2 separate regions of the Homo sapiens genome follow, and region 2 is linked to region 1. Evidence: chromatin loops called from intact Hi-C (ENCODE). Cell type or tissue: Caco-2. All regions are shown on one strand. Each heading gives the region's core, and the rest is flanking DNA. Links, peaks and the distances in the headings are about the cores only. Region 1 has its middle 110 kb from the start of LPAR1. Region 2 has its middle 27 kb from the start of MUSK.

What was found. Hi-C counts contacts between places; a loop is a spot of excess contacts. Peaks named below come from ENCODE experiments on the same cell type or tissue, not always from the same donor. Only the 100,000 strongest peaks of a DNase experiment are listed, where the experiment ranks them.
Region 2: a loop joins it to region 1, with 4 times the contacts of the local background. A loop is called at or near these places in 6 of 110 quality-filtered maps.

The regions. Positions count from the first base shown.
Region 1 is chr9:111,145,209-111,150,601 of GRCh38, forward strand. No RefSeq gene overlaps it. Among named protein-coding and RNA genes, the nearest start is that of LPAR1, 110 kb to the left of the region's middle. In Caco-2, for the core only: no CTCF peak of the experiment used is centred there; no DNase peak of the experiment used is centred there.
Region 2 is chr9:110,639,162-110,644,554 of GRCh38, forward strand. No RefSeq gene overlaps it. Among named protein-coding and RNA genes, the nearest start is that of MUSK, 27 kb to the right of the region's middle. In Caco-2, for the core only: no CTCF peak of the experiment used is centred there; no DNase peak of the experiment used is centred there.

The sequences.
Region 1 (5,393 bases), core at 319-5,318:
AAAGCATGAAAAAAGTAAAAGTAAATATGGGTTAACAAAAATGCCTTAAAACTTTGGAATAATAAACAAAAATATATTAATAGGAATAACACTGATTAATAGTGATAAGGAAAAACATGTTATTTAAACCATTAACACAGTATAAAAGTTTTGGAATCACATAAAAACTTGAAGAGATGAGCAAAACAGGCAGCAACATGAGTGCAAAATAGCCAATAATGTTCTAAGCAATTAAAAGTATTTAATAATTTACAATATTAAAAAGCATGAGGACAATAGTATGTTCTCTGCAAAACACACTCCCATGGCTCAGGGTTCCTGATAGAATGGAGAGGAGCCCACCACTGCACCAGTGGGACATTCTACTATCTTCACTATCTATTTATTACTTAGCCTTCATTAATTGTTCTTTACTATGCACTCTTCACTATTATTCTTATGTAGGTTGAGGGTAGGGCTTACATCTTCCTTAGCAAACAGTAATAGCTCCTAGCAGCAGTTGCCTTTCATACTTGTACACAAGTGCCAACACATGGAAATGTTATGTGAAAAAAAAGTGTCCATCACAGTGCAATTTATACCAGCAGAAAATGCAGATAACCTAAAATGCCCAGGAATAGGAAACAGTTAAACATCCCATCACATGTTAGCTGAGCGACATATTTCGGAACTCTTAGAAAAATCATGATTTTAAAGATGCAACCTGGGAAAATTCTTGATTGAATAGATGTAAAAACAATGTAAAATATACAGAGGTAATAAGCTTATGTCAAATTTATAAAACATATGGAGAGCTAACATAAAATGCTAATGACAGTTGTTACGGTGACAGGTTATGAATTTTTCTACTTTTTTTGGTAGGGTGAATTTACTTTCATAAGAAAAATTATGTGTGAAAATATAGATGAAGTCTCTTATTTGCACCCACGGTTTTTTGGGCCATAAACTAAAATCCTCAAGGTAATTAGGGATATGTGGCAGCCAGGTAGCCACAGAGTCCCATTTTCAGCCCTCCCAACAGGTGTTTCTAAAGAGCTCAGAATCCCGAGACCTACATATCATGTTGATTCAGCCATGTGAATGTTTTTAAGGAGGAATACCAAAAAGAGAATAGTCTTGTGGGATACATGAATGATAAACCTCCAGAAGAAAAAGGGCAGTGCCCTAATACTGAGCAACTGCATACATTTTTATTTCCAGGTAAAGATCACCCTTTGAAAAAACTAAGGAGCCTGCCTGTCCATACAGGGCAAGCTTAAAATAGAATTATGTGAAGTGGTCTGGTCATCCTGTGACCTGTGGCAGAAAATAGTAGCAAAGAAAGCGAGAGAAAATATCAGAATCTGAAATTTCACCAATTCATGATAACCACAGACCCTCCTGGACCTTCCCTGGGAAAAAAGGAACAGAGAAAGGGGAGAATATTCTGTCTTCCTCAGATTCCAGCCCATCCCTTTCCAATGTCCAGAGTCTACCATCTGTGAATTTATAACTCCACCCTTTCTTCCTCCCCATTTCCAGTCTTCTCAGTTAAGCCTTCTGTAGCAAATGGATGAGTTAAGACCTGGTGTGTTGTCTCCCTGTTAGTAATTAAAGTGACATGAACAAAATTGCCACGTTTTGATTTCACTTCATGCCCAGAGACATCTGGGGATCTTTATGGGCCAGTAATTTGATACTAAAGGTAGGCTAATCATTTGTGTCCCTTCAAATAGAGATTATTAGGTCTGTGTGTGACCTTTACTTAAAAACGAGGCTAAGTGCTGCTGTACCGGGAGGACCAGGGTCACAATTTTCAGCCTCTTCTGCACTGTCCCTGGACCAGAGACCCATCAACTATGACTCAAGCACGCTTCCTAGAAGACAATTCCATCCATCCAGAGTGCTTATCTAAGCAAACACCCTCCAGCCACCTACAGAACTCTCCCTGACAGTAGTGCTAATTAAGATTTTGTCCATCAGTTACAATCCCAATAATGCTTCAGCACCCCCATGACTAGAGGCCCAGGCAGCTGTCGTGTCGGCTCACTTGTTTCCCCATTACAGGAAGTAAGCTCCCTTGGAAAAAAATCACAGTGGTTAACCTTGGGGGAGGAAGAAACATTGTCTAGGAAAGAGCAAAAGAAACTTTCTGGGCAAAAGTCATGTTCTATATCTTATTTATTATTTTTATTTTATTTTATTTTAATTAATTTATTTATTTATCTCTTTAGAAGCAGAGTCTTGCTCTGTTGCCCAGGCTGGAGTGCAGTGGTGCAATCTCGGCTCACTGCAACCTCCGCCTCCCGGGTTCAAGCGATTCTCCTGCCTCAGCCTCCCAGGTAGCTGGAACTACAGGCACGGGCCACCACACTCGGCTAATTTTTTGTATTTTTAGTAGAGGCGGGGTTTCACCATGTTAGCCAGGATAGTCTTGATCTCCTGACCCTGTGACCCGCCCACCTTAGCCTCCCAAAGTGCTGGGATTACAGGCATGAGCCATTGCACTCAGCCATGTTCTATATCTTAATAGGGGTTTGGGCTACACCAATGGATGCATTTGTTAAAACTGAGGAAATTAACATGAAGATTCGTGCATTTCTTTGTATGTACATTTTACATCAAAAGAAAAAAATTATAAACGAATATTTAACTCTTGATGATACTCATGATACAAAATAGTAACGTTAGTATATTAAGGTCTGCAATTTTCTTTGAATTGCATAAACAAAAAGAGGATGGCTAGTAAGACTGTTAGGTGGATAGAAAGACTGTTAGATGGATAGATATGTGACAACACAAGCATAGTAAAATTTTAATAATACAATGTAGATAATGGGCATAGGGGGTGGTCATCATAGTATTTGTTCAACTTAGTCATATGTTTGAAAATTTTGGATAATAAAATGCTGGAGGGAAAAAGAAATCAACTCACATCCTCAGGCCGAACTCTAAATAAATTAGGCAGTAACTATATTACATTGCTATATTAGCCTCCAGTGACCTCCTCCACTCCTGACCGTTTTAAATATTTGGCGTTACAGCTTCATTCTCTCAAAAACAGAACAGGCTATGTTGTTTCGGTATACTGCTAACACTGTGAACATCACAAGGTTCACCTTCAATTACTTTACCTAATCTGGAGTATGAGAGTATTCGTGAAGATTCTTTGGTTGTGATCAGAAACTGACTCTAACTTAAGCAAATGGGGAATTTATGGGAAAGATGTAGGGGAGCTCACAGGACTCACAGGATTGAAGGAAACGAGGCACAGAACATACAGAAACTAGACTGCTCCAGAGAGTGTAGTGGCAGGAAGTGTAGCATTGCCCCAGGGAGTGATGCGGTCATGAAAGAACGCCAATAATTAACAGACTTTCATCATTCTGCTCATAATCTAAATTTCAGACAGATAATTTCCAACTGGCCTTCCTTGCCCATTAGACTGTATACGATGGAGAAAGATCATTTCCAAATGGAAATTCAGATGCTATTACCAAAAGAAACTGGAATGGATGCTAAACGGCCTAAAATCAAAGCAAAAAATTAAACAAACAAACACTACAAGCATACTCACATTTTTCTGCACACTTAACAAGACACTAAATACCATTTACTTGCTAAATACCACTCAGTTTTTCACTTCCTTCTGCCTCTCTTGTTTTGTAATTCCAACTCTGTCTTGTGACCATCTTAATATTTCAACCAAAATTTCCTGGGTTCTATCTGCTCCCCTTCTCATCCCCAGAATCTAGTATTTCACAAGGAAGCTTAACCTCTCCATATCCACTACCAGCACTGACTTAGAATTTAATACTTCCCTAGTTCACATCCCGGATCCCACACTGGTACATCTCAACCTACATCACTTGGGGTATTTGGATTTATTTTCCAATTGCAAAGTTCTCTGGATATTAGTGAAGATGAGACCTAGGCCCATCTGGTTGTCCAACACATCACAGCAGAACCTGAGCAAGCTCAGGAACCAGCCTGACTCCCCCTAGTGCCACTCTAGAACAGGAGTTTTTAACAAGTGCTCTAGAATGACTGCTTCATAGGAGAGCTGTTACCTAGACGCAGGAGAGAAATGAACATATGTAAAGCAAGGTAAGTCATTTTAAGCAACTGGATTTGAAAGAACTAACTAGTTTATCCAGAATTTTTGAGTAGGGAACAGAGGCTTGGCTCTAGAGCTGCACATTTGGGCCATGTTTATGTGAGTCAGGAGAAAGCCTGGCTCCAAGGCTGACACACTAGCACAGTTGTTGCTGTCACCTTTTGGGGTAATTTGGAGCACACCCAGCAAGAATTGGCCCTGCGGCATGGGAGGCCAGAGGCCAGCTAGAGTTGTTCTTTCCATGAGTACCACACCCCTGGATTTTCAGGGTGTCCTGACACCCCTGGCTCCACTGTGAAAGGGCACACCCATCAGCAGATAGCAACCTACGGGGATCCCATCACCACTTGATTTTCCAAGTTCTGACTTCATTTTCTCCAGGGCATTTTCTCCTCATTTTCCTGGTTGCAGGGGACCGTAGCTGCTTTATTTGGTTATGTTTGGCCCTCAATATGGAATAATAATGGGGTTAAGAGTCTACAGCTGCTTGTTCATATTTAGAAAATGTTTCTTCTAGTTCTGGCTTCATAAATTATTAATTGTCTGAGTTTGGGAAAAATCATTCAAACATCTCTAAATTGTAGTTTCTTCATTCGTAAAAAAAAAAAAAATAACTATCGTATCTACTTCAGATTGCTATGAGAAATGAATGTCATAAATTTTGGCCATTCAACTACAGGCATCTAATGTGTTCCTGATAAAATCACAGAAGTTCTATACATAAAAATATATTTAACTTTTTAAAAATGTTAAGTCTGGTGTTTACCTTCAATCTCTTTAGGATGCCGTAAAAATTTATAAAAGATTAAATGTAATTATTATTAAAAGGATACGTAAGTCTACAGTTTTTAAATAAAGAAAAATTATAAAAATTAAAAATTACCTATAACCTCACCATTGTATGAATTTTGGAAAACTTATTAGCATCAGCAATACATGTTGTTTCGTAAACTATATTTTTGTTTCACAATATGTTGCAAATGTGGACATGTGAAAAACAGTTTGCGAAATGTGAAATATCTTACAAATGTTTCCAATTACTGTCACTTTTACTATCAGTTACTCTTACTATCAGCTCAGCAAAATTTATTAATTTTCTTAGGATAGTGATTAGTTGTAAGATTATATCTCCATTCTTAAAAAGCCATATGGTATTTAAAAGAAAACAAGCCAAAATATACAAAATGCTGAGAGCTAAACAGAGTTTAATGACTCTGAAAAGGACTCACAGATGTGAACTTATTAAAGTACTGTGCTCTAATGAATAGGAGTCTGGGCTTTGGAGTCATATATACTT
Region 2 (5,393 bases), core at 319-5,318, 510 kb before region 1:
AGGTACAAAATATAACTTTATTTAAAATTATGCCTTTGATTAAATGTTTTCAAATATTTTGTAAGTTTATGATCCACTTGATATTTGTGAATTTCATTTTCATGTCTTTTAACCCTTTTAAAAATAGAATAATTCATAATTTCTCTACTTATTTTGTGAATACTCTATATATTAAAGTCATCATTGCAATTAAGGCTATTCTAAATAAGCTAATGTTGCTAACCCAAGTGTTATTTAGGAGAGTGTTATTTTACTTTAGAAAAAAATATGTCTTTTTTTAAGTTTATTGAATTTTTCTTTGAGTGTTTTTTTATGATAAATTTTAATAACTGTTTCTCAGGGACCATGAAAAGGATTAGTCTATATTTGTATGATATAGAATTCAAATATTATAACTTTCTTATATTTCTCAGATTCTCTATATAATGTTATGTGCTTTTTGTTGTTGTTGTTTTTCTTTTTTTTTGAGATGGAGTCTCACTCTGTTAGCCAGGGTGGGGTACAGTGGCATGATCTCAGCTCACTGCAACCGCCGCCTCCTGGGTTCAAGCGGTTCTCGTGCCTCCGCTTCCCAAGTAGCTGGGATTACTGGGATTACAGGCATGTGCCACCACGCCTGGCTATTTTTTGTATTTTTAGTAGAGACGGGGTTTCACCATGTTGGTCAGGCTGGTCTCAAACTCCTGACCTGAGGTGATGCACCCACTTTGGCCTCCCAAAGTGCTGGGATTACAGGCATGAGCCACGGCACCCAGCCAATGTTACATATTTTTTTAACCACTTGATTTCTCATGGAGAAGAGATATCAAAATCTCTGACAATTGTATTTCTTTTCATTAACATTTGCTTTTTCTTTACATATTTTACCATTATATTATTCAATGAATTAAAGCTTATAACTCATATTTTAGTGTGATTTTTTCATTTTGATTTTAAAAAGCCCTTTGCCTCATTTTAAGTTTTACTTTTCTTAACTCAAATTATACTTAGTATACTTTCTAATTAGTTTGTCAATGTACTCATTGACAACTGAGTACAACTGATATATTTATTAGTATATCAATTGATATATGCTTCTAAAGTGATTGAAACATTTGATCTTTTCAGTAGCATTAAAAGTTTTCCTAAAAATATTTCTTACCGTTTTTCAATGGCTTCCTTCAAACTGTAGCCTAACCACAGTCTGTGACAGCATTACATATGATGAATTAATGAGATCTGAATTCCATAGTATAAATGTTGTAAAGAAGAATGCGGAATATCTTTATGTGCTCAGTATTTAGGAAGCTGCCTAACTGGACTAGAATAGTTCCAATTTAAATTGGTGGATTTTCAAAAATTTTGGCCATTCGATTAATGACAAAGTTTTTGGAATAATTTAAACTCTTTAAGCAAGGGATAGGTGTACTCACTCATCAAAACATCTACACGAGGTACGTATTATTATTATTATAACATTTTAGAAAGGAGGAAAGAGATTAAATTACTTTCCCAAGGTAATATAGCCAGGCTTCAAACCCACACAGTAAAAACATCTTACAGCTTGTGGTTTTATTTCCACAACTATGTTAGAGAGAGAGAGAGGCCTGCAAATAAAAACTTCAAGTGCTGATTTTACCTAGAACTCTGTAAAATGACTTAACATAGCATTGATTGTCACCTGTGGCTGGGTGCCCAGTGGGAGTACCTAGACATCTGCAGTGGAAGTTGTTTTGACAGCTTCAGGAGTATTAGAAGACAGTCCTTTTGGCAGGCCTGGTGACATTATTACAGAGAACAATAGAAGAAGTGACAGTGATGAGAGGCTCTTACAGCTGAGGTTTGACAGGATGTCTCATTGAAGAGGCTGTTGCAAGAAAGTAAGATAACAGCAGCTGTGGGGGTAGGAGAAGAGATTCAGTTGTGAATTCAAGTGCAACCCCCAACCCACTCACTTACCCTGGAGACTTGCAATGTATATGATAGACTGTGCAGAATGCCTGACGCTACATGGAGTGATGGAGTTGAAAGCAGAAAATTTTGCATATTCCTTGACAAATAGTCCTACTTTTGCCTCTGGTATGGTCTAGAGAATAGACAGTATTCCTCTACCAAGACAGAGAAGCTGTGTCGAGGGGGCAAAGTTGATGTAATTTGGCAAGAATTACCTTCATGACATCAAGGGATTGATTTGCACAGCCATAATTCATTCCTGGGCTGCAATGCTCTATGATAGCTGAAATCCAGTTATCCTTATTTTGAGTCAGTTGGTCCTTTGACTGAAGCCAAACTTCAAATGATGAAAACTTAACGGGGCTCAGAGAAAAGCTAATGTAGGATTTAGAAAGATCCACTCATGGGTTACACATCATCGTTTTTCATGGATGATTACTAAATTAGTCAGAGCAAATATCTATAATTTTACTTGCAGAGTCACAGCCCTAGCTCTGCCAAGTACCCTGAGCTTTGTGTGATCTGAGGGACAGCATACATAGCCTTGGTGCAGTCACCAGGGGTGACCACAGAATTCCCTTATTCCAGGTGACACTGACCTTCAAATTAAAACAAGCCTCTGTCTTAATGGCTAAAATTGGTGAGAAATGGAACCAAAGTTTTTCCGATTTTGATAATGAAACACTGTAGGAGTAACCAGGCAAAAACAAAATTAAAAAGGTGACTTTCAATAGTACAAAAATTAGATTTGCTTCAAACTCATGCAATATTGAATGTCCGTCAATAGTACGAAAAGACTATATTCGATCTATTGCCTTTTACAAGTGGAGTCTTTAGGAGACAATTTTTCGTACACAAAGCCTTAGAAAACAGCTACTACGTACCCTTTCTGAAAAAGAAAGAAAAATATTTTACTCAATAGAAAAATGAATCAAAATTTACAAGTCAAGGCCAGGTACAGTGGCTCATGCCTGTAATCCCAGCACTTTGAGAGGCTGAGGTGGGTAGATCACTTGAGGTCAGGAGTTTGAGACCAGCCTGGCCAACATGGTGAAACCCTGTCTCTACTAAAAATACAAAAAATTACCCGGGCGTGGTGATGGGCACCTGTAATCCCAGCTATCTGGGAAGCTGAGGCAGAAGAATTGCTTGAACCCGGGAGGCAGAGGTTGTAGTGAGCCCAGATGGCGCCTCTGCACTCCAGCCTGGGCGATGGAGCGAGACTCCATCTCAAAAAAAATATTCGCGAGTCAAGATAGTTTTGTGACATGTAAGAACTGATGAGTGCAGGAATAATGTGTAAAGTTGACTAAAGTGTTGTAAGCATAACTGCAAAACTGGGCACAGATGTAAAAACTGTCTGTAAATGTTTATTTATAAATTTTATATATATGTATGTGTATAGTTGAAAGTAATGCATAATCATAGTGAATAATTTGGGGAATCAGAAAATTCAATTACAAAATAAGAATATAAAAATATATTTTATATAAAATGTAGAAACTTTTTATATAAATATAAAATTAAAATACTAAAATATTTAAAATTTATCTGCTCTTCTACCTCTGAGAGAAAATTCTAAAGATTTCAGTGTATTCTCTCTCTACATATATGCATGTGTACAAACCATACTATATAGGCACATTTTATTCTTATACTTTAAAAACAATAATGGCACTTTGGGAGGCCAAGGAAGGCTGATCACTTTGAGGTCAGGAGTTCGAGATCAGCCTGTCCAACATGGTGAAACCCTGTCTCTACTAAAAAATATACAGATTAGCTGGGCGTGGTGGTGTGCTCCTGTAGTCCTAGCTACTTGGGAGGCTGAGGCATGAGAATTGCTTGAACCTGGGAGGTGGAGGTTGCAGTGAGCGGAGATCACGCCACTGCAGTCCAGCCTTGGCGACAGAGTGAGACCCTGTCTCAAAATAATAACAATAATAATAATAATAAAATGGATCAAAATTTATATTCTTAAATTCAAAAAACATGATTATTTCAGCTTTTTTTTTTTTGGCTGTGATGTCTAACATAGATGTAAATCTCTTTTACAGTTCTGTGTTGGATAGAGTACTGAATGTGGGACTAGTTGGTGTAAAGGTATTGTCTTTATGAAGCTTTTGATAAAAATTTTTAACTAATTTGCACAATCTTCATCTGTGAATGAGAGTACCAGTCTCACTATGTCATCAATAGCAATACTTATCCTCAAAAAATATAACTTTTCCATTTTAAAGACATTATATTTTATTCCATTTAGCACCTGTGTCATCCACAGAAATTCAAGTCAGGGCTTTCTCCCTGGAATAAATGTGGCTAGTGAAGGAGGCAAGGAGTCATGTTCTATTTAACTACAGTATCTGAATAGACTATGTCTACATCTTAATGGCACCAACCCCTCAACCATACCATCCCCACTGTCTATCGCCCCTGCACACTACTGTGCCCCTATATTGTCTGTCTTTCTAGTTCTGAGCAACTGTCATATTCTTACACCATCTACCTACCACATAGACTGGAACAAAGTAAGTTAGAGCTTGGGTTAGAGGCATGGTATATTCACTGCTCTTCATTGACTAACATTCTCTTACTATTTGCTAACTTGAAACAGAGCAAATTCTTAATGGTTAGTACATTTGATTTAACTTCCTTGATAAAGTAAAGCTTAATAACATTAGAAATTAAGACACTCTTATAGTCATCAGGAGCTGATCAGTACACAGTTACTTTGACTTATCACAATACTAGCTGTATATTAGCAAATTGTTCCTGCTTTTTTCTCTTCATCTCTCAAGGTGGAATAAATAACTGTAAGAAACTTCATATATATAAAACACTGATGTTTATTATTTGTATTTCTTTGAATAGATGAATTTCAGAATGTTCATATTTTATTAGGTATTTGTAATTCTGTGAATTTTTGTATCCTTTGCTCTATTTCCTATTGGAATTTCTCTTTTTTTCCCCTTATATAAGCTCTTGTGCACTATATGTAGTAGCCAGTTCAAATCCCTAACCAATACGTACCCTTAAATTCTGTTTGGCAAATAATAGTTCTACCTTATTTCTCATGTTTATGTGTGAACTCTATTTGTGTAAGATTCCTGGTTATTTTTTAACCCATTTCTTTCAAAGGGAGAAGAAGCATTGTAATCCAATTGATGAGTTTGGGAGCACAATCTTGGGCATATATAGCCTGACCCCCTTTTCAAGTTTTTTCTTTGGCAGCAAACTTCCCCACAGTGAGACAAGAGGCATAAGTTGTTTTTTGCTCTTTTACACTGTAAGTTCATCAGAGGCAGACACCATAAGGGAAGGCCTGAGTCACTCTAAGACTGCCTGTGCATGGATGGATATATCTGCCTAACTTAGGGGACCCATGTTAGTAAATTCACCTGCCCACCACTGTCCAGCAACATTCTACAACCTCAGTTTAATAATGATAAAGATGATATTTTGGC